Regions from separate parts of the Homo sapiens genome. Here region 2 is linked to region 1. The links are chromatin loops, found by intact Hi-C in ENCODE. Cell type or tissue: psoas muscle. All regions are shown on one strand. Each heading gives the region's core, and the rest is flanking DNA. Links, peaks and the distances in the headings are about the cores only. Region 1 overlaps GLCCI1 (glucocorticoid induced 1). Region 2 overlaps ICA1 (islet cell autoantigen 1).

Region 1 (16,292 bases), core at 1-8,000:
AGTATATAGAAACACTACTGATTTTTGTATGTTTTGTTTCTTAAAACTTTGCTGAAGTTGTTTATCAGATCAAGGAGCTTTTGGGTAGAGACTATGGGATTTTCTAGGTATAGAATCATATTGTCTAAAACCAGGGATCATGTGCCTTTACTCTTCCTATTTGTGGCTGTCTTTTATTTCTTTCTCTTGCCTCATTGCTCCAGCCAGGACTTCCAGTACTATGTTGAACAGGAGTGGTGAGAGGGCATTCTTGTTTCATTACAGTTTTCAAGGGAATGCTTCCAGTTTTTGCCCATTCAGTATGACGTTGGCTGTGGGTTTTTCTTGGATGGCTCTTCTTATCTTGAAGTATGTTCCTTCAGTGCCTAGTTTGTTGGAGGTTTTTAACATGAAGGGATGTTGGATTTTATTGAAAGCCCTTTCTGTATCTATTAAGATAATTATGTGGTTTCCGTTTTTAGTTCTATTTGATGAATCACATTTATTGATATGCATATGTTGAACCAACATTGCATCCCAGGGATAAAGTCTGCTTAGTCATGGTGGATTCACTTTTTGATCTGCTGCTGGATTTGGTTTGCTAGTATTTTGTTGAGGATTTTTGCATCTATTTTTATCAAGGATATTCACCTGAAGTTTTTGTTGTCATCGTCATGTCTCTGCCAAGTTTTAGTATCAGGATGATGTTATCCTTATAGAATTAGTTAAGGAGAAGTCCCTCCCCCTCAATTTTTTTGAATAGTTTCAGTAGGAATGGTACTAGCTCTTCTTTATACAGCTAGTAGAATTTGGCTGTGGATCCATGTGGTTCAGGGCTCTTTCTGGTTGGTAGGCTTTTTATTACTGACTCAATTTCAGAACCATTATTGTTCCATTCAGGGATTCTCTCTTCCTGGTTCAGTCTTGGGAGTTTGTATGTTTCCAGGAATTTACCTGTTTTTTTCTGTATTTTCTAGCTTGTATGCACAGAGGTGTTCATAGTAGTCTCTGAGGGTTTTTTAATATTTCTGTGGAGTCAGTGGTACTGTCCCCTTTGTCATTTCTGATTTTGTTTATTTGGATCTTTTTTTCTTTATTAGTCTAGCTAGCAGTCTCTCTCATTCTTTCAAAGAATTAATGCAGGGATTCGTTAATCTTTTATGGTTTTTTGCATCTCAGTTTCTTTCAGGTCAGCTCTGATTTTATTTTTGTTATTTCTTGTCTTCTGCTAGCTTTGGAGTTAGTTTGCTCTTGTTTCTCTAGTCCCTCTATATGTGATGTTAGTTTGTTATCTGAGATCGGATTTTTATGTGGACCTTTAGAGCTTGTAAATTTCCCTCTTAACACTGCTTTAGCTGTGTCCCATAGAATCTAGTATGTTGTATCTTTAGTCCCATAGTTTCAAAGAATTTCTTGATTTCTGCCTTAATTTCATGGTTTACGCAAATGCCATTCAGGAGCAGGTTGTTTAATTTCCATGTAATTATATGGTTTTCAGCAATTTTCTTAGTATTGATTTCAATTTTTATTGTACTGTGGTCCAAGAGTGTGGTTGGCATGATTTCAGTTTTTTTGAATTTGTAGAGGATTGTTTTATGTCCATTCGTGTGGTTGTTTTTATATTATGTGCCATGTGGTAATGAGAAGAATGTATATTCTATTGTTTTGGGTTGAAGAGTTCTGTAGATGTCTATTCAGTTCATTTGGTCAAGTGTTGAGTTCAGGTCCTGAACATCTCCATTAATTTTCTACCTCAGTGATCTGGCTAATACTGGCAGTCGGGTGTTGAAGTCTCCCACTATTATTTTATGGACATCGAAGTCTCTTTGTAGGTCTCTGAGAACTTGTTTTATGAATCTGGGTGCCCCTGTGTTGGGTGCATATATATTTAGGATAGTTAGGTCTTCCTGTTGCATTGAATCCTTTACCATTATATACTGACCTTGTCTTTTTTGATATTTGTTGGTATAAAGTCTGTTTTGTCTGAAATTAGAATAGCAATCTTGCTTTTTTTCAGTGTTCCATTTGGTTGGTAGATTTTTCTCCATCCCTTTATTTTGACCGCATGGGTGTCTTTGCATGTGAGCCTGGTCTCTTAAAGACGCCTACTGTTTAGTCTTGCTTCTTTATGCAGCTTGCCAGTTTGCACCTTTTAATTAGGACATTTAATCCATTTACATTCAAGGTTAATATTGATATGTACATGATCCTTCATTGTGTTGTTAGCTGGTTACTTTGCAGACTTAATTGTGTAGTTGCTTTATAGTGTCACTGTTCTGTGTACTTAATTGTGTTTTTGTAGTGGCTGATAACGTTCTTTCCTTTCCAGATTTAGCAGTCCTTTCAGGACCTCTTGTAAGGCAGGTCTGGTAGTAATGAATTCTCTTACCATTTGCTTGTCTGAAAAGGATCTTATTTGTCCTGTGCTTATGTAGCTTAGTTTGACTAGATAGCCACTTCTCGCTTGGAATAGGCTCCAATCTCTTTTGGCTTGCCAGATTTCTGCTGAAAGGTCTTCTGTTGGCCTCATGGGGTTCCCTTTGTAGGTGGGTGACCTGCCTATTCTCTCCAGCTGCCTTTAACATTTTTTCTTTCATTCCAACCTTGGAGAATCTGATGATTATGTATCTTGGGAATGGTCCTCTTGTGTAGTATTTTGCAGGGGTTCTCTGCATTTCCTGAATTTGAATGTTGGCCTCTTTAGTGTGGGTGGGGAAGTTTTCATGGACGGTATCCTGAAATCTGGTTTCTAAGTTGCTTGCTTTCTCCTCATCATTTTTAGGGATGCCAGTGCATCGTGGATTTAGTCTCTTTACATAGTATTTCTCAGAGGCTTTGTTCATTCTTTTTTATTCTTTTTAAAAAAAATTTTGGCTAGGCACGGTGGCTCATGCCTATAATCCTAGCACTTTGGGAGGCCAAGGCAGGATCACCTGAGGTCAGAAGTTCAAGACCAACCTGGCCAACGTGGTGAAACCCCATCTCTACTAAAAATACAAAACATTAGCCGGTCATCGTGGTGGGCACCTATAATCCCAGCTACTCAGGAGGCTGAGGCAGGAGAATCTCTTGAACCCAGGAGGCGGAGGTTGCAGTGAGCCGAGATTGTGCCATTGCACTCCATCCTGGCAACAAGAGCAAAACTCCATCTCAGAAAAGAAAAAAAAAATTTCGTCTTAGTTCAGAGAACCAGTCTTCAAGCTCTGAGATTCTTTCCTCAGCTTGGTCTATTCTGCTATTAATATTTGGGATTGCATTATGAAAGTCTCATAGTGTGTTTTTCAACTCTCTGATCAGTTTGGTTCCTTCTTACAATGGCCATTTCATCAATCAGCTCCTGTATTATTTTATGGTAATCATTAGATTCCTTGGATTGGGTTTTTGCTTTCTTCTGAATCTTGATGACCTTCATTTCTATATTATGAATTCTTTCTGTCATTTCAGCCATTCCAACCTGTTTAAGAACCTTTGTTGGGTAACTAATGTGGTCAGTGGGAGGAAAGAAGACGCTGTGGCTTTCTGAGTTGCCAGAGTTCTTGCACTGGTTCTTTCTCACCTGTGTGGGCTGATGTTCCTTCAACCATGGTATAATTTGTACAGTCGGTTGACTTTTCGGGATGTTTTTAGAGTCTGAGGCATTGTACAAGGTTTTTATTTGTAGCTGACTTATTGTCCTTAGTTTCACAGGAGGGTTTATTAACTAAGTATTTTCAGTATTGAAGTTTGCACTCTGATTGAAGTTTGATGCCTCTTAAGCGTAATGGCCAGTAGGTAAGCTCTTGCTCAGCCACGTGGCTCTTCTGTATTTCCTCACTATTGCAGCTGCGCTCCCTGTCAGTGCTCTGAAAGTGTGGGCTCCTCTCCTACTCAAGTGCTGGCTGCAGATCTTGGCTTGGCACTCCCAGGCTGCAGCCCTGGGGTGAGCTAAGGCTTTATGTTCTCTCCCAGCTTGGAGGCAGCAGGGGAAGGGACCTTGGCAGTGGCTATGGCAGAGGGCCTTTCCCTTGTCTCTGGGGTCCACCCCAGAGAAATAGCAGAACTGCTGCCAGTCGGTGTGATTGGCTTTGAGTAGGACAGCTGCGTTGTGGGCTCAAGCTGGGGGGATCCTGGGGGAGACAGACTGACCTCTTCTTAGGGCCGTGGCAGCTTGCTGGAGGTGTGGTTAAAGCACTCTGGGTCTTTGCTCCTTTCCTAGTACAAGGGTAGCAAGGGCAGTACCACTGCAGTGGCAGTGGCAGAGGGGCTTTCGGTTGCCTCTGGGAGCTCCACTGCAGAAACACAGATCCGTTGCTACTGGGATGTTCAGCCAGGGGGTGGGGCAGCTGTGCTGCTGGCCTGAGCCGGGAGCCCCACCGGGTGAAAGGTGGGGTGCCGAGGGCTCACAGGGAGGACATGGGCTCCTCTCTGTATGGTGAGTATGTCATGCTAGCAGTGCAAGTAAAGCCCTCGGCCTCTCTGTTTCTTCTCTACTCCAAGGGCAGCAGGGGCAGAACTCTAAATGAAGTTTTCATTTGCATAGTTTCAGATTTCGGCCTTCACTTGTTTGGTATAGAAAATATTGATACATTTTGAATTTCACCTGATTTTACCTTCCTTCATTTCCCCTCTTGACAGTTTTTCTAAAATCTCTGAAATGACAATGATCAGAGTAAGAGCAGTAGACACAATAAATAGTGAAAATAAATTATAAATAAATTAACAGCATATTGGTTCTTTTCCCTAGCACTGCAGTCCTGTGTGTTTAATAACAACAAATATTTTCAATTATATAACTTAATATAGAGAATTTTACTTGTTAACCTCACTTTGTTAGCACACAAATGAAGAATATGGAGTAAGATCTATTTTTACAGAAGCAGAGTAGTAAAGTAGAAAGAGTCCACTGCAGCAGAATCTCTGATGCCACTTAATTAGCTGTGCCACTGAACTATAGGTTCCTCATTTGTGAAAACAAAACAATGGACCAGTGAGCTCTGAGGTACCCTCAAGACCAAAATATGTGGCTCTATGATGATGGTTTCCTTTTTTTCCTTCTTTTTGCTACTGAGAACAAAGTATTCAAACTAAGGAAGATTATGAGTAGTCCTACTTAGTTGGATACTGAGTTAGTAGAATTTGATATCCAAATTCTTCTAATATTAGAATTCTTTTGAGTTACATTAATAAACTCTATTGAGTACTAATAGAATAAACCTCTTTATTAGAAATTTTGGATAATTTGCAAAGGAAATAGAAACTATGGTTCTGTTCATAACCTCTAAAAATTAAACTAGGAAGGAATGAACAAACAGAAAAATCTGTACCTGTGAATATGAGGAATATGAGATTTCACTTTTTCTTACAAGCAAGTCAAAGTGATTTTTTTTTTAGCTTTGTTAATTCTTTCAGCAAATGTTTACTGAATATCTGCCATGTGCCAGGAGTAGTGCCAGGCACAGGACTCCCGCTGTCCTTGAAGAGTTTTGTGGGATGTGCTGACCTACAGGTACATACAGTGAGCTATGGAATTTTTAAGGCAAACAATTTGATTTAAAAGAAATGTTTAGTTCAATAAAGGTAACATACGCAGAAATTAGCTTAAGACACAAGCTTGGTCTTTAGCCTTTGAAGAATAAACTGGGTCAGTAGTGGTGGAATATGAAATCAAGGGAAATACTATGTGCTTTCTATGTAGATGAATATATGCACCAGCATTTGGATGTTTAATGGTATTCCTCTTACAGCCGTTGGACATACCAGATGGTCGAAGAGCTCCACTTCCTGCTCATTACCGGAGCAGTAGTACTCGCAGCATTGACACTCAGACTCCTTCTGTCCAGGAGCGCAGCAGTAGCTGCAGCAGTCATTCACCCTGTGTCTCCCCTTTTTGTCCCCCGGAATCCCAGGATGGTAGCCCTTGCTCAACAGAAGATTTGCTCTATGATCGTGATAAAGGTAAGAATGGAATTGTCCACTTAGAGGGTTTGTTATGGGCCTTGCTCATTATACCTTGTCTTAGACCATTACATCTTTTTTTTTTTCTTTTGTTCAATGGTGACATTGTCAAAGATTGGTTAATCTAGGTTTCTTTGTTCATTGGTTTCACATACCCCCTTTTTTGTGACTCTAACAAACATCTTCCATAAATGTGTCAGAGAAGCACAGCGCATGGTTCTAACAGCTAATAAAAGCCATAAAATGGAGTGTGTACAACTTCATATAATGCATAGGTCTTTTCCTTGGTATTGTCCAGAGCGGATGATGGTTATGGTAAAGTTAGCTTTACCATGGTAAAATCAAGCTTAAAGTTAGATTTTATAATCAGATTGATTTGCGAGGAAATAATTTCTAAAAATTCTGTTGGAAAAAGTGAGTGTATTTTTAACCAAGTTTATAAAGCTTAGTGAGTATCTACAGGACATCAGGGATTTTATTACAGTATGTAGATAAATTATTAACTGTTGAGAACATCTGGGATTCTTATTTCCTATCAAGCCCAACTGTCTCTCCATGTTCTTCTATCCTTGTGTCTACTTGTGTACACCAACACTTCCTGGGTTCTTTCTGTTTCTAGCCCCCTAAGACCTAGCTACAGAAGGCCATATAGACTGCCCAGCTTCTTCCTTCCTAGCTACTTACAAAGAAACACTGAACTTATGTTTATAACAAATTTACTGCTTGTCACCATAGAGAAATAGGTCAATGGCAACAAAATTGTAAAACTATAAAAAGTTAGACAGTTTATAAAATCTTGCAGGAGTTTTATGGTCCTTGTTCTGAATTGACCCCATCCCCTATGATTGATGTATTGTTGTAAGTAAAATGCCCAGATCATAAGTGCTCAGCCAAATGAATTTTTACATATGTGTGTGCTCCTGAAACCACTACCTACATCAAGTATAGATATAGAAGATTTTTATTATCCCACAAGGCTCCCTTGCGCCTCTTCCCAAATAGTATCCTTCCTCTCTCCACTTGAAAGTAACCACTTTGCTGACTTCCATCACTATAATTTAATTTCCCCTGTTACTAGACTTCATAGAAATTGAATAATGTGGTATATATTCTTTGTGTCTGACTTCTTTTACTTATCATTATACCTAACTCTTCTAAGATATTAAATGGAAGCTACTTTGGACTTTGTCCTCTGCTTTTCTATGTGGGTAGATCTTAACAGTTCTCCCCTTTCTTGTTGACTCTTTCATTACTGAAGGCCTTGTGGACCCCCTTCCTTCATTAAGGATATATTGAATATAGTACCAGGTGTCTTTGGCTTCATGTGGGAAGTCTCCATTTCTTAAAATGTCAGACTAGGAAATTTTCATTTCACTGAAGCATCCTGTGAGAATAAACACCTTTAATCACTTCCTCACAACCTTTTAATGTGGATGTTTCACAATAAAACATCTTGCTTCCAGTAGGAGTGTTTGTTTTGAAGGTAAATGGAAATGATAAATAATAGTAACTTGTTTTAGGTTGTGTAGGTGGTAAATGGAGAAACCAGTCTGTCTTCATTCCAAACTCATATTCTTTGTTATTAAGTACAGTTCAGGTTGGCCACTTTTGCTACTTAACACTTGTAACTGGGGTAAAAATGAAAAGTAGAAATAATGGTGGCAGTACAGCTAGACAGTTAAGTCTGGAGTTCTGTTTTCTTTAATACTGTGGATAATTGAGAGATGCTGAACCAAAAAGAAAATGTATTGAGAGGATGGTAAATGAGTTCCATTTTGGTTAACTGGTTGTGAGATTGCCTTCAGGGCCTCCCAGTGAATAGTGGTTTCTGTAGTTCACAGGTCTTCACTTACATCATAAGTTTCAAACAGTGCATGTTCTTTAATATATAATAGCTCTTTTTCCTAAATATGTATAATCAATTTTATTATGAGAAAGTATAATCATGTCACTCTCCTGCCAGGGTCTTTTGCAGGAGACATTGTAACATAGAAGTTAAGAGTAGCACTGGCTTTGGGACCATAGGAATGCATTTGAATCCTGGGAAGTTTTGGACATAAAACCTGCATTAATTCTCAAAGATTTAATGAATGGTAGCTGCTGCTATAAAAATAGTCACCTTTATTATCACCTGTTAGTTTCCCTAATCCTTTCAGGAAAAAAATATCAATTATTTAATACACAGCTTAGTCAAAACCTCCTTCCCTAGCCTAGTTTGTGTCAATTATCTAATAAGATGAATTCTGACCATTTCTTAGACAGATTAGACCTTTTCCTAAGTTTGCCTTTGTTGGTATATTTTCCTCTGTGCCCTTTTGTTCCTACATACCAGATATCTGCCTGCATAACACTAATTTCTTTATATTCATCCTCTTGTTTTTTTAATATGTAAAATGAGAACATTGGTTCAGATCATCTCTAAAGCTAAGGTTTTTTTCCTAATAGTTAAAAAATATTTCTTAGTAAAATAGGGTAATAATACCTTCCTCATATCATTGAGGTTACATGAGATACAGCAAAATGCTTAGCACAACTTATTGGCACATGGCAAACAATTAGTGGTGATGAATGTTGCTTAATAGTGATTTTTTTAAAATCTCTTTAGAAGTTATATAGAATGGGTTTCAGAATTATTTAAGACATTTCTCTGTTTTCTACAAGATCACCTCAGTTTGAGAATTAAAGCCCCATGACATCAGTTTCATAATATCTACCATATTTAGCTGAGAGGCATTACTTTGTGATTAAGATCAAGTTGATGTTACTACTCCCTGGAAAACTGTGTAGCTCTCTGTTATGCAATACAAGGTTTCTAGTTCTCAAATCAAATACCATCTTTATAAAGAGAAAATTAAAATAGCACCTATCCCTTTTATATATGTAACTATGCACACATGGGTGTGTTAGAATTGGGAGTTGAGGTTTATGTATTTCAACTGAGGTTATACTTCTAGTTTATTTAAGGAACACTTATTGAGCATTTATTGTATGTCAGATATTGTACTGGAGAGTGGAGAAATAGAGATGAATAATATGTGATATCTGTCTTTAAGGAATTTATAGTGTAGTAGGGAGTAATTAGGAATGTAAACAAATAATACACTATTATAAATACACTATTATACAGTGATGTTTAGAATACTAAAAGTGTAAAGGAGGGAGTTGTCCAGAAATTTTACAATTTCTGGAACTAATATATGTCATTCAAACTGTAGGCTAGTTTCTGACTCATTTCTTCTTTATGTAAGGCCCAAACTCTGGGTTTTGCTATTTTTAAATATACTAATTATTTCTGTGATCCCAGCATTTTGGGAGGTCAAGGCGGGCAGCTCACTTGAGGTCAGGAGTTAAAGACCAGCCTGGCCAACATAGTGAAACCCCATCTCTACTAAAAATACAAAAAGTTAGCCAGGTATGGTGGCATGCAGCTGCAGTCTCAGCTAATTAGGAGGCTGAGACAAGAGGATCACTTGAACTTGGGAGGTGGAGGTTGCAGCAAGCCGAGATCACGTCACTGCATTCCAGCCTGGGCAACAGAGCAAGAGTCCATCTCAAAAAAAAGATACTAATTCTTTCCTATAATGTATGTTTTCTACAATAAATCATAAATTGGTGTTTTTTTATTAAAGACATAAAAGGAAGCTGTATAGCTTTCCTAGAGCTTTTCATCATTATGAAAACAGAATTAATTATATAATTTTGAAGTCAACTAGGATTGATTTGATTTGGAGTACCTACATGTTCTGCAGTTGCTGTGGAGAGATTTGTTCTGTGGTAGAGTAACTAGTTCAGACATCTGTAGGAGCCTGGATAGACATGGAGGGGAGAGGGATAGCTGCAGTGAATAGCTGCCCTAATGAGGGATGTGCTGGTGAGCTGATTATTTTTCTAGTATTCATTTTATATACGTATTCTTTTTCTGACTTTGCTAACATCATTTTTGTGTGTTCCTAACATCTATTCGCTATGAATTATGTATAATTTGAGACCTATAAAATAATTTTGTATTATCAATGTGCATCGCACATTGGTTTTTTTCTTTGCCTGTATGGATTGTAATGCCAGGACAAAAACACTCTGTCAAGAAAGTTTCAGCTATTGAGAGACTTGTTTCAAGTGAATGGGTTTTTGGCGTTTCGTTTTGATTTTTTACTAGATTTTTCCAGTGACCTAAAGACTGAAGGGAACTTGGTCACACTGGTCACATGTGTAAAGTTTCCAGGCTAACTAATAGCCATAGGAACTACTACTGCTCTTCTCTGTGTGGAGAATTCAGAGATCCAGAATGAGAGCACTCATCTTGACATCATCAGAATGTACCCTAAGAGGTAGCTTACATTCTTCCACATTATCATACCCAAAATAAAGTTCAAGGAACAAAAATAGCCATTTATATAATACAGATGGCAGTGTCGGAATATTAGTTTCTTAAGCAGCTCTGCCAGCGTTGCTTGATGGTAGCCAAACTGGTGCTGGTTAAGCCACAAAATGTAGACTTCAGTCAGCTACTTATCATTGATCTTTGGCACAGTTCACTTATGCAGTTGTTATAAAATTCTGCAATTTTGCAGGATATTGTGGAAACATTGATTATTGTAATCATGAAATAAATGGAATCGTTTGATTCAGGCCAACTACTGAGTAGAGTTGTATTCCAAGAGTCCCTAAATTGATTACTTGTAATTTAAGCTATATTTTCCTGAAGGAACAGTGTACACTATGTGGATAGAGTTTCCCAAGCCAATGCATGTAAGCCTATTTAACTCATTCTGTGATTTAACTCATAAATATTCGTATTGCTAAACTTTTAGTGTTAGGACTGAGCCTCCCTTGGTCTTAGGAGAAAAAAATCAAAAGTATTAATTTTGTCTTTTCAGGGTCTAGGGTTGACCCTAGGCAGACTTTTGAAACAGACTGCTTTTGGCATCTTCCTATTCCTTTATACGTATATTTTAACATACTTGTATTTATCTCTAGGGCTCTATTTCTTGACCTTTTTTTGACCTATGCCCTTACTATGCTTTAACCCTCTATTTTTTAGATAAATCAGCCAAGATTTTATGGCACTTTTCTTTTGGGGGTTTATATTGTAAAAGCAGATATGATGGGTATACTACTTAGAGCTACCACACCTTGAAAAATCACTGCTTTTGAATCTGGATGCGTTTATCAAAATATTCTCTTTATATGGTTCTAGGGCGCTTATTATCCTAGAAGGACCTTTTGGTGGTAAAATTACAGCATATAAAGATATTATTCCAACAAAGGAGTTAGTCTATAGGTTAAAATTGATCTATTCTAGAATTCATGTCCCTAAGGTCATTTTACCTGTCTTTCAAGAAAGCATCTTAAGATACATACATTCCAGTGTCTAACAGCACAAAATAAGTATCCAGTAAATGCTATTGTCCCTTCTTTCTGAAAATGTTAACAATTTTAACAATGGCAGATACTGTGATAGCTATGAGTTATTATTCATAATTCAAAACTACTTAAATATACAACTCAGTTTTAGCCATTATTGCTCAGTTTAGAATATAAGCAAATCAAAAATTTTTAACATACCTGCATATATATTTCACTTAATTGTTTGTCTATTTACCATGATGTTAGCTCCAACAAGAGTAAATGACCATATTTTGGTCAGTGCTTTACTCTCAGTGAATAAACTAGTGCCTAGCATGGTGTAGTGCTTAATGGAGATTTTTTTGAGTATTAAGACCTTTGTTCATGATATGCCCATTTTTTAATGGATATATTTTTATAGCTATGTTGAAAATGTGTTTTCTTTGAATTGTTAAATTTTATGTTAGGCTTTTAATGTTTATGAAGAGTGTGTGATACTCTTCATAAAAATAAAAACCAAGAATAATTAAACTAAGATTATGCTAAATTTAGTGATAGGCTTTTGGTGGGAAAGAGGCCATGAAGTTCAAATTTGCTGTAGAAATAAGGGGAAAGGAAGTAACTGCTAAAACTGTCTCATCTTCCCCTTCTTGCTGTTGGTCATGCTGGTAACCAGTAAACTCTGATAGTAACTGGGTGGAAAATAATAGGGTGTCACCTAGGTTCAAGGAAAAGGGAATCTGTTGGAGTTTTCCTCCCCCATTATCTTTTGTGTTCCTCTGAGAAGAAGTATCAACTCATAGGGACCACTCCTTACACTATCTCCTTGTGACACTGACAGAAGGCAGACCCAGTGAAGCTCTTGCCTGAGCCATAAGCCTTTAATTAGAAACAGAATATTAGATTGGAAGGAACTTGATCATCTAGTCAGCTCCTCACATCTCTAATAAAGACACTGGAGTTGAGATAGACCCAAACTTAGTGAAACAGATAGCATAACAATAATCAACATTGACTCTGGGGCAGCCAGGTTGAAGCCCTGCTCTGCCACTTAATTATGTGCCCTTGGACAAGCTACTCAATCGATCTGTATCTCCTCACCTATAAATTGGGGATAGCTGCCTCATAGAATTGTTATGATGATTAAATGTGTTCAGGTGATTTTATTATTTCCAATATTACCACAGTCCTTTAGGTAGGTGACATTGTCATTATTAAAGGTGCCAGAATCTGAGGCTTAGAGAAATTAAGTAACCTAGCTAATTTCCATGGCGTCTACATGCCAACAAAGATATTTTGTAGGAACCTGATTACATCTTGCTGCCTTTACAGAAGGAATAGTCTTTATATGGGCATTCAGCTGTGAAAGGGCCCGGTGTGTACAGAACAGTAAGAAATTGAACGGTTGGGGTATAGGGGTGAATGGTGGAGAGAAGAAAACAGTGAGACTGGAGATTTAGAAAGTCCACTATTTAGGCCGGGCGCGGTGGCTCACGCCTGTAATCCCAGCACTTTGGGAGGCCAAGGCAGGCGGATAACGAGGTCAGGAAATCGAGACCATCCTGGCTAACACGGTGAAACCCCGTCTCTACTAAAAATACAAAAAATGAGCCGGGCGTGGTGGCGGGCACCTGTAGTCCCAGCTACTCGGGAGGCTGAGGCAGGAGAATGGCATGAACCGAGATCACACCACTGCACTCCAGCCTGGGCGACAGTGCGAGACTCCGTCTTAAAAAAAAAAAAAAAAAAAAAAGGCCACTATTTCATAAGAGTCCTTGTAAGCTTTGCTAAGAGAAAGAAAAGCCAAGGAAAGATCTTTTGTCAGCTAAAGGATAGGACCAGCTTCACATTTAAGAACTATAACTCACGTTGACACAGAAGTAGAGGCAGTAGGAGGGCAAGATAAGTAGCCATGTTAATAGTCTAGTCTTGTGATTTTCAAACTTGATTTATTCCACACCCTTGTCAGCAATTTTGAATCTGTACCCCTAATAAAAGTTTATATATTTCTAGGTGATATATGTATATAATTCATTCTACAAACTGTTAAAGTTTACCTGTTTTAAAAGATTAAAAGTGTGTATAAATGTAGAAATAAATATATTTAATTGCTCTATTTTTTCCTACATGTCAGCAGATTGTTTCATGCCTCTTAACTGGGAGACCACAGGTATAGGGCAAAGATGAGGAGACATAGCAAGGTCAGAGGAACTGGAGGAAAGGGGCTGAAGAAGAGTCAACAGCATTTGGTGGCCAATTAGATGTATGAGGTGAGGGAGGAGGAGGAGATCAGGATAACAGCAAAGTTCTTATGAAGTTCCAGCATGGGAGATGTGGAAACGATTACCATCATTAATAAGGTAGTAAATATTGGAGATGGAACAGACTTTAAGGTGACTATAATGATTAAAATTCCATGTTGGTTTCTGCCTAAAGACATTATAATACCATTTTCCTTTAGCAAGAATTTTTTTAAAAAGAGGAAATGCTAAATTTTATCTAATGTTGCACTGACAACATTGATAGCATTTTGCTTTGCCTTCTCTTTTGAACATAGTAAATGCTTAGTAAATATTTAAGTGAATATTTAAAATTGTAGTGAAATTTTTATTAGAAGTTCCAATGTTCTTTTTTCCCTAAATGTTAGTAAAGTTTACTTGTTTTTAAAGATAAAAGGTAAATATGTATAATGCACTGATTTTTTTTCCCCACACGTCAGCAGATTGTTTCATGCCTCTCTTATTGGGAGACCACAATTGTAGGATACCTTAGGAGCAGTTTAACATGAACAATATGTTCTGTTTTTTGTTTTTTTAAAAACTGATGTTCCTGGAAATTTTGCCATTTAATAAACTTGACAATATAAAAATTAAGATTGTATTACAGTGATTTTCTTGAGATACCTACTTTTGCGCAAGATACAAAATATTTTGTGCAATCCAATTTATTTTGTTTAGTTTTACCATTAAGATTTACAATCATTATTTTAGTCTATAAATTGCTTTGAGGACACTTTTCAGTTTTAACTGTCATATCAGATTAAAAGTGAGTTGTTTTCATTTTTAATTGTCATATCAGATTTAGAGTGAGTAGTTAGCATATCAACAATAATGATTAGCACTGTTGTTCTGCATATCAAGATTATGTTGTGGAAGAAGCACTGTACTTATTTTGACTACACAAAAACAAAAGAGTAACTTTTTGGCTTAATTTGTAAGTTGGCATCAATTTAATTCATACTTATGGAATGAGAAGTGATTACAAAATATAAAATACCTCCTACATATAATAAATATATAATTAATGGGCCTTGGAATGTAAGTTGAGTCCCGGTTATTAAAAAATCAATCTGATTTGAAACAAAGTTTATAAATGTAAGTAATAAAAGGTTCTGATGTCATTTTTCCCCTGTACTCTTTGCTGAATGCTGATCTAAAGGAGATCTTACATATAGCTGATGTCTTGGTTCATTACAATTCTTTAGTATTCTCACAAGGTGTTAACTTTGAATTTTAGAAAAACCTTAGAGGCTCTTTGTAAAAGCCAAATGTTCTCCTTACTTCTAAGTTTCCAAGTTGGTCTTGGAGTTAACTGAAAATACAGGCTTTTTAATACAATTGGTAATACAACCTGATTCTTAAAGTTCATTGCCAAGAAATGATACACAATTGTGTGTTTCTGCTGATTTCATTAGGCCTTCAAACCCCATTATAGTTGATAATTTCATTTCCTGAAGCAAAATAAGTATATTTTAACACTAGAGTAGTAATTTTAAGTACTATTCAGTCAATCATATTTCTAATTTAATTCTCTTGGCCAATTTTATGCTTTAGTATGTCATTGAGTAAAGTGTTGGTTGAACAGTGTACTCACTTTCCTAGTCAGTTAACTACCTGGGAAAGATAGAATAAGAATTACATTCTACTGCTTATTGCTGCATATACTATGAAAGTATTTTCTTTGCATAGTAGTCTATAGAATCTGCATGCTTTAAGCATTGATTTTAATTTCAGGATGATAGATCTCTTTACACTAAAGGATGCCATCATGAACTGACAGAGTTCATGTCAGGCAGTTATAAACCTGGACAACCTGGTACTCCAGATATTATTCTGCTTCTCTCTCAGAAATAAAATTGTATCTGTATGTACCGGAGTAGAGTACACAAATCTATTGAAAACATTTCCTTTACTCTCTTCTGTCAAGAGGGAGCAGAATAGGCACTTAATTTTTGAATGGTTCATCATTTTTAATTTTCAAATTAGAAATGATGTGTTACTTTTTACTATAATAATAATATTCAGCGCTTACTGTGTTTCAGGCACTATCCTAATCCTTTTTTTGTTTGTTTTTTGGTTTTGGGGTTTTTTTTTTTTTTTTGTAGAGAGGGTTTCCCCATGTTGGCCAGGTGGTCTCGAACTCCTGGCCTCAAGTGATCCTCCCGCCTCAGCCTCCCTAAAATGTTGTGGTTACAGGCGTAAGCCACCTCGCCCAGCGCTTATCCTAATCCTTTTACATATATTTTTCACAGCTATCATGTCAGTGGTATTTTCTATTTTATAGATAAAAAAACAGAGGGATCAGACTTACCCTATGCCATGCACCTAGGCCTAGGAAGAAGTCAGGTGGCCTCACTCCAAATCAATGTTCTTAACCATTTCATGATTGGTTTTCAGATATGGCTGTGCTTCAGGTGCACGTGGGAGCTTTACCCCCCACCTCCCTACCCCAAGGCAGTGCTTGGCTCCTCCCCAGACTAATTAAATCAGAATATTTCAGGAATGAGGTCTAGACATTGATCTTTTTAAAACATCTGATAAGTCTAATGTGAAAGAAAACTCTGGTTAAGAACCACTATTCTATTATTGCTTGTTTTAGAATCAATTTTACTTAATTTAATAAAGTAATGTGATAGAGATAAAACCCATCTATAGACTTAGGGCTAGAATAGAACCATGGCAGAGATTTTACATACTACCTGCATAAATGAATCAACCTTTATATATGTGATATATATATTTTTGAGACAGGGT
Region 2 (8,000 bases), core at 1-8,000, 140 kb after region 1:
CCCTGAGGGAAAAACCAAAGGCAGAAGATGAGCTGCCCCACCGCCTGTTTGGGAGTCTGCAAGAGGGTTGCCTCTCAGGCCTGACTTGGCTCCAAGTAGGGTCAGCTGCGTTAAAATAAAGCAGTGCAGTTGATGAAAAAGGGCCGAGTTTAGCTCCCAGGTTTCTCCATAAGCTTTTGTGGTATGGAGAAGAAATTCAGAAGATCTTCTATGTTTTATGGAAAGAAGAGGGAGGTGGCTGAGGGTGCTGGCCAGTAAACTTGCCAGGGAATGGCACTGGGTTAGCAGCCAAATGGAAGTCCAAGGTAATCAGAGTTGCCATTAGGGAGATTCATCAGAGGAAGGAGGCTGAGGATTTTAGAACATTCCTAGGGCTGAGGAAGGAGACCAGGCATTCCCCTGGCCACAGGTTTCAGGAACTCACCATGCAAGCCCAGATGCTGCAGCAAGATAAGCAAGAAACCGGGGGACAGGGAGTGGCCTCAAGGACACCATGTCCCCTGCCTACCCCCAGGACACAGTCAGCCCAATGCCCTCCCTCCTGGGGCAGAGAATGCTTCTGAAAGGGCATCCAAAAAGAGATGATTTAAAACAGTACAGAGGAAGCCAAATTTTGATTGACTCAACATTTAAACTGAAACAACAGAGGCTTCTTAACCTTATTCAACTGACAAGTGTAGAAGACCCCATCATGCTGCTCATGAAGAAACTGCTTTAGTTCCAGAAAATAAGGGGATGCATGTGTCAATGTGGTCTGAGTCAAATTATAATCCCTTCCACCTGGCCCTGACATGTTCTGACTGTGTCACATTGAGACAGTTATGTAACCTCTCTAAGCGTCAAAATCCTCATCTGTGAAAAGGAGATCATAGTGTCTTCCTCTTGGGGAGTTTTAACGAGCCCATTCATGTAAATTGCTTAGAACTGTAGCTGATACATGATAAACTTTTTAAATGTGCTAATTTTGTTATCACTTCTACTTTACATTCAATGTCAAAGTTTCTTTTATTCTGTTCAAGAATGGCTAACTACATCTTTGTCAAAAAATGTCAAAGTACTGTATTTCTGACATTCTTCATTTATGATTTCAGAACCTCTAGTGCATTCCCACAAGCACAGAAATGCCATTCTGGGGATGAATGAGAATTACTGTTTTTATATCACCCTTGACTTTTTCTCAGCTTAGTAAACATCTTGGTACTCACCACAGAAATTACCTCCAAGCCAGGAAGATATTTCTTAAGAATAATGTTAGCTGTAACAAACTGCAGAGTAAAATGATGGAGGCATCTGTAGGACCTGGTGGTGAGCCTGCTCTGTCTTAGGCTGATTACTCCTAAGAGGAAGAACCAGCTATAGGCAATAGACACACCGCACGAATGGGGGAAAATGCAGAGGGGAGGATTCCTTTGTGAACCTGTGGGCAATTTTAACATGCATATCAGGACAGGACAGTGTCAGAGTGCTCCTGGCAAATTCCTTGTGATTAACATGGGTACATTAACTGTCAGAATTGTTTGCTGCTGAGTATTCAATAATAGATATTAACTAACCTGGGGCTCCATTCTAGCTCTTTCAGTTTTCTGTATCAACCTAGAGAACACCAAGGGGGCTTTAGCTGAAGCAGGAGAAGAGATTTCGTTAGAAAGGTTAGTACTGATTCTAGATAAACAAAATAAGTAATTTTTGAGTGTCTGTGATATACAAATTTCTAGGCTCTAAGCCTTAGGTAAACATGCATGTAAGTACTAAAAAGCACATTAAGCCTTAATATAGTAGAGTTCCTGGGAAATCCAGTGGTTTAAGTGACTTTTCCATGTAGGTAAAGCATATTCTATTAAAAAAAAAGTTAAGACATAAGAAATCTTCATATAAGTCAGATACCTCTTATTAAATGTCTATCTTCTAAAATAGAGCAAAATTGCCTTTTTTGATGGATCAGTCATCATCATGAACATCAGCTATTTCACGATGGTGCTCTGAGAAAGTATTTCTCAAGGTGTGATCTATGGATCCCAGAAAAGGAATTATCTGGGAGCCCATTAAAAGTCAGATCTCTGAGCCCCACCCCAGGCCTCCAGAATCAAAATCCTTAGGTAGAAGCCAGGATTCTCCACATCCAACTTGCTTCTCAGAGGATTCTTACACTCAACTCAGGCCAGAGAGGCCCTAATTCAGAGTGAGTTGAGATGTTCTTCACTGGAAATGTCTGCAGGGGGCCTGTTAATTTTCTGTGCCTATTTGCTGTAGGGCTTCTGCTACTTTCCTCTTATGACCGCAAACCTTTCAACAGTGACAGGCTTTAAACCTGTGGGGCAATTTGCAGAGGATCCTTTGCTGGATGCTGGCCTTTGTGATGTCTACTTTCCAACCATGAGCCTCAGCTTTGGGTCCCTGAGTTGAGCCTACTCTTGCAGGATTCAGGCGCCAGACAGACCCCAAGGAATTCAGGCTCTAGACCTGCCATTTCACCTCAAAAAACGACTCCCAGAATAAGGTAGAACAGAAATGTGAAACGCCAAACCCAGAAATGTGACTGGATGTTCAAGAGACAGAGAGATTGGTGAGAAGGAAAAAAAAAAGCCCAAATACTCCTTAAGGGTGCTTGGAACATGAAACACTGGGGTCAGAAAAACGAGTTCAGAGGACGTGGCATGTGCTGGAAGATGTGACTGCTACTTGAACAGGAAGCCAGGTCTCCTCTACCCCAGAAACCTTTTTTTCCAATAGTAACCTAATATCACACAAGGATCTGTTTATCGGATTGTAGTAATATGGGGCTGGAAAGCCGAGAAGAGCACTGACTCTAGAGTCAGAGGCTTGGGTTCAAATTCTAGTTCACACGTATGGCTATGGGCAAGTCAGTCATGGCTGCCCTGTGGTCTTATCTGTGAAATGGGAAAAAGAATTCATACCCTCGCTAAACTCTTGTGCAGTTTTAACGAAGTAATGAATATGAAACAGCTTTGTAAACTGTAGAGAACTTTACCAATATTTAATCAAAAATATTCTGCATTATGTACATATTTAAAGAGCTGCTACATCTATCTACAAGGCAGAATGTTAGGGAAAACTCTAGGCTGGGAAAAAATTCAAATATGTTAATTTTCTTACATAAATAAACCTATCACATTGTTCATTGTGGAGTTTAAATATCTGCTGTGCTTTTGTACTAAGAAAAAGATATTTTTAAACAAAAAATGAGCAGTCTTTTGACTTTTGCACAACTCATGTTTAACGTTCTTTTAAAGTACGTTTTTCTTATTTTCTGGATTAAATCGTAAGAAAGTTCATCAAATCTTCATTATATTTTCAAAATACTCTTTCCTATTGTCATCTCCTTAATGTCAACTTTACTTGCACCATTTATTAGCTGACATTGCAGAACAGTGGGGAAAATGGGGACATGCCAGGGAGAAAGGAGGGACAATTAAGTCCACAATGAATCTAATAGGTTTTGCCTAAAACCTAAAATACACTAAGGATAAGGAAGAGGGAGTCTAACTTACGAAATCTAACCATTGTCTGGTTTCACATCATGACTTTTAGCTGTTGCTTTTTATTTTAAAATGGAAGACATGCAAAAAAAAAAAAAAAAGGCGGGGGGGTGGGCTAAGCTAATTCTTTCAGCAGAGAATTAATGAAAAGCAGACGGAGGCCTGGATCATAAGTACCAATAAAAGCTTTAGCTGACATAGCTTCAGTTTACAAATCCCTGCCTTTTCCTGGCAGGGCTTGGGGAGGGAAGGTGAGGAAGCATGGCATACACAGCCTGGATGAGGAAGATATGCAGATCTTTAAAATTAAAGATGTTTTCAATGTCTTATTCTAAAATACTTGATTTGTGGTGCCTCTGATAAAATTCCAGTGAAACCTGAGTATGCCACATAGTCTCTAGTAACCCTCAGAGGAGCCACATCCTCTGTGTTCCCAGTCATACCTGACTTTAACACATACACTTTGTTAAAAGGAGCCCAATCCATAACATGCACACAAAAAGATGTGTGGTTTAGAATCTGCATGTGTTTCCATTTCTTTTTAAACTTGAACATTAGGAGACCCTTATGAGAGTATTAAAAAATAAGCTAGTAATAAACAAATATTATGAAGCCAGAGGGATATTAGTTTGATTTATGGCAATTGATACTACTCAAAAACTTTTAATGACAAAATTGGGGCTAGCAGGAACATAAATCCTCTTGGGTTTAGTTTGTAAGACCTGGAAGACTCCCAAAGAAAAGGAACTGATGAAATCGCTAGATTGAGAGAACAGAGTTGAGAGAGAGACTGTAGGGAAAGACTGTGTCTCAGCACATTAAACAGCATGAATAAGAAATAGAAGTGGACGCTGAACACAGAGCAAGTCATTAAGGCTGACAGAAAACCTCCATGTCAGGAGACGAAACCTCGGCCTGTAGGGTGCTGCAATCCAACTCGAAGGCCTGGAGTTGGGTTGAAAGTGTGGAGATGGTTCCCTCTCAAATAGCTGCCCCCTCCACAGCCTCTCTCCCCCTCCCCCTTCGTTCTTTTTTGGGAAAGGATTTTCTCCACGTTCTCACTGATGCTAAACATAGAACATGTTCCTTCTAGGACAGAATTGAGATATGTGGGAAAAGTTGGCTTTTTACTTTCTCACCTTTTTTCCCTTTCCGGATAAGCATAACTGCTTCTTGAAGTTCTCCTAGAACAGTGGAGGCTTTTAAAAGAAACACTCTCATCTTCCTTCCTGCTATTTGGTGGATTTCCCTCAGGCACTAGTTTTGATCCTTCCATCCCTAAGTGACTTCACCTCCTCACATGGCTCTCCCTGCTGATGGCTTTCGAAAATGACTTCATCCTCCAACCTCCTCCATCCAGCTGCCCACTTGACATTACCTTGGAACTTAGCTTCCCATCTTTGCCCCTAAAGCCTGATTTCTCTCTTCCCTTTATTATTATTAAAAACAAACCATTTAAAAACCCTCCCCATTTTTGCCAATTTAAGAAACTTTTCTGTCATTCTCCCTTTTCTTCTGTTCTTCAATCTCATTGATTCTCAATATTTTTAATACAAATTATTTTAATGGGTAACCCGTGCACATGGCACAACATTTGAGAGGCAGGAAAAGGCGTATGGTGAAACCTCAACCTCATTCTTAGCTTCCTCAGCTCATCTCATCCCCCAACTTGCTTCCAGGCCCTGGAAGCACTTGCGGTTGCCAGCTTCTCCTGGATCTTTCTCCCACAGGTTTAAAATGAAAAAAAAAAAAAAAAAAAAAAGAAAGAGAACAAGATCCTAAATGTAACATATTTTGCCCCACTATTTTCTCAGCTTCCTTATTTGAGAGATTTCTTCATTTATTTCACATGCATTAATCTGTAGACTATTTTCCCCTATGGTCCCTCCTCTTCCGATGTGGATATTTTCCAAGTCCGTTCGCCTGAACCTCTCTCAGAACATGAACTAATACCCATGAACTATTTTTGCTTGTAAGCATGGCTGAGTCCCACTTCTAGTGGTCCAGGACAGAAATTTATTCAAAAGAACAAAGCAGAAGAAGACCTCATCCCTCAATTTGTTTATATAATTAATCTATCTTGAGAAACATCCCTCATTTCAATGTCAGCAGTCACCAACAGAACCACAGTGAGGAATCAGCATCTAAATGACAATGGTTGTCTCAGAGTCACAGCTGGAGAGAGAATTTTAAAAGATGGATGCACAGATAGATGGGTGGTTGGATAGAAGGAGCCAATCAACTGTGAAGTGTTACCAAGCCCGAAAATCATATTTCATTTGATGGTAACAACAGAAGCCTGATTAATGCATGTGGGAATTTCATTTCAGAGTTATACCAACAGGCTCTTAGGGTCTGCTTCTTTTTAGGGCTCCCTGAACCCATGTAAAATTGGCCCATTTAAGATTTTAAGGCTCCTCTCTCTGAGTTCCATTGATCTTGCTTAATTATTAGGAGTGGGATAGCTGCTGAAGATGAAGCAGGATTTCTTCACTTGGGATAATTTTATTATACCTGTAACTGTCCTGAAAATTTTATGTTTGAAAGGTAGTACACATATTTTTAAAGCTGTTTTCTGTTTAAGGTTTTCTTTTTATCAATAACTCACTAAAGGAGACAAAGCGAAGACACTTTTTGAGGTAAGTGGGATGAAAGTGGCTGAGAATTGTGCACATTTTAGTGAACAGAGCTCCTGCTGACCAGGACATAAACCGGTAACATGCCAGCCTCCATTTCCTCATTTCCCTGTTAGATTAGAATTACAGCAGTTCTCTGGAGAACAAGGAATCATCCAACATCTTTTTTTGCTATTTTAAATCTCAGAACTATGAATGGAAACTACCAGTTTTCTATTGGATCATTCTTCCGATAGCTCAAACACTAAAATATAGATAGACTTAGGACCTGGGACAAAGGGGATTCTGAGTTTCACTGAGAGACAGGGAACCTATGAAATCATGACAACCTATGACTCCATTATAGGGCCAATACTGCTTGCATAAACCTTGTTAGGAATGCTTTGTTGAGGGTTAACAAAAATAATTCAATCATTAAAAAATGCTATTCAAAATTCTTTAATATTCCTTGATGACAAACTAACACAGAACACAAGTTTTTCCTAAAGCAATTGTGATTTAGATCTTTCTTTCTAAAATATTAATTTTCCCTAGCCAACTTATAAATCTAGTTTTACGTAAAAGTGGCAATCTAGGCAACCACGAAACCATTATTTTTGCAGTCACCGAAGTCTGTTTGTAAAGAAGGATTTGAAGAAAATTCTTTTTGATTCTAACAAAAGCAACTTACAGTACTATAACGCTATTGGCATTCGGGAAACAGTAGCTACACTGCTCCTGTTTGAAATTTAAATAAAACCCATGCTCTATTTTGTATATGTAAGTAAATCACCATATTTTAAAATAAAAATAAAAATAAAAAGTAATGGATCCCTGAAGCATAAATACTTTAAACGAGTGTGCTGGGCTAACCCACCAGGGTACAACTGTCTTCTTTTATACTGAAATCTAGAAGATGGTAAAAATTACAACATTTCATCTTGGTGAATAAGACGACTAGCTGGGAAAGATGATATGTGAGCTGTTAACCAAAAAGAAGAAAGTAATCTAGAAGGATGTGTTGCTATGACAGACTTAGGGATAAACTACAGAGGCGAGAGATAGTAACCAGTAAATCATACTACCTGAACATGGTAATTTTCCATTGACCCGTAATTTAAGATGATACCTTCTTCAGGAGCTACCAAAAAGAGACAGAGGCCAGCGGAACAGTCAGTGTTGGGTGGGGGTAGGGGGAGTTGTCACAGGCACTATACATCCCTCTGACCCTGCAGCCAAAAGCATTAAGTGATGAAACATGGAAACAGTCATCCAAGAGATTCAAGCTGCTGAGGCACTGAGGAGCCCTTGTTAAGAGATGGGCTCAATTTACGGCAGTATTTTGACCTGGAACTTGATGGTTCCACTCAGTAAAACCTGTTATGTTTTGACTGTTGTCATCCATGAAATTCTAGAAGCCAAGCTTGCATGTGCCACCCAATACACCTAAACCTTAGGAAGAAAAGCCAGACAATCTGGCAAAAGGAAAACTATCTTGGACCAGATCAGTTCACACAGATGAGTTCACAGATAATTCACTTTTGTCCAGAGTCCACTCTGAAACTCGAGAGTTAAGCAAGCTTTTCCCTTAAACAATTAGAGAAATGTCACATGGAAAGATTTAATGCCTCTCAAGAGAGATGTGGTCCTTCCCCCTCCACACTTGAAAAAAATCTGTTTGAAGCCAACATATTAGCATTTATAGTATTACAAAACATGCTTAATTTTAAAAAAACTGTATGGATAGTTCCTCTACTTATAGAATTCAAGGAACAGAAATTATGAATTAGTAAGTATAGATGGTATCTTCTAGGATGTTAATATCAAATGACTCCTCGCTTGCATACCTGAGTCTCATTTTTGTTCAATGGAAGGATTAAATTTCAGT

What was found. Hi-C counts contacts between places; a loop is a spot of excess contacts. Peaks named below come from ENCODE experiments on the same cell type or tissue, not always from the same donor. Only the 100,000 strongest peaks of a DNase experiment are listed, where the experiment ranks them.
Region 2: a loop joins it to region 1, with 2.2 times the contacts of the local background. A loop is called at or near these places in 5 of 110 quality-filtered maps.

What each region holds. Positions count from the first base shown.
Region 1 is chr7:8,065,219-8,081,510 of GRCh38, forward strand. It overlaps GLCCI1 (glucocorticoid induced 1), which reads left to right. Exons shown (of 8, transcript NM_138426.4): 6 at 5,703-5,913. Among named protein-coding and RNA genes, the nearest start is that of GLCCI1, 100 kb to the left of the region's middle. In psoas muscle, for the core only: no CTCF peak of the experiment used is centred there; a DNase peak (open chromatin) is centred at 3,863.
Region 2 is chr7:8,201,497-8,209,496 of GRCh38, forward strand. All of the region lies in intron 6 of ICA1 (islet cell autoantigen 1), which reads right to left. Among named protein-coding and RNA genes, the nearest start is that of ICA1, 57 kb to the right of the region's middle. In psoas muscle, for the core only: no CTCF peak of the experiment used is centred there; no DNase peak of the experiment used is centred there.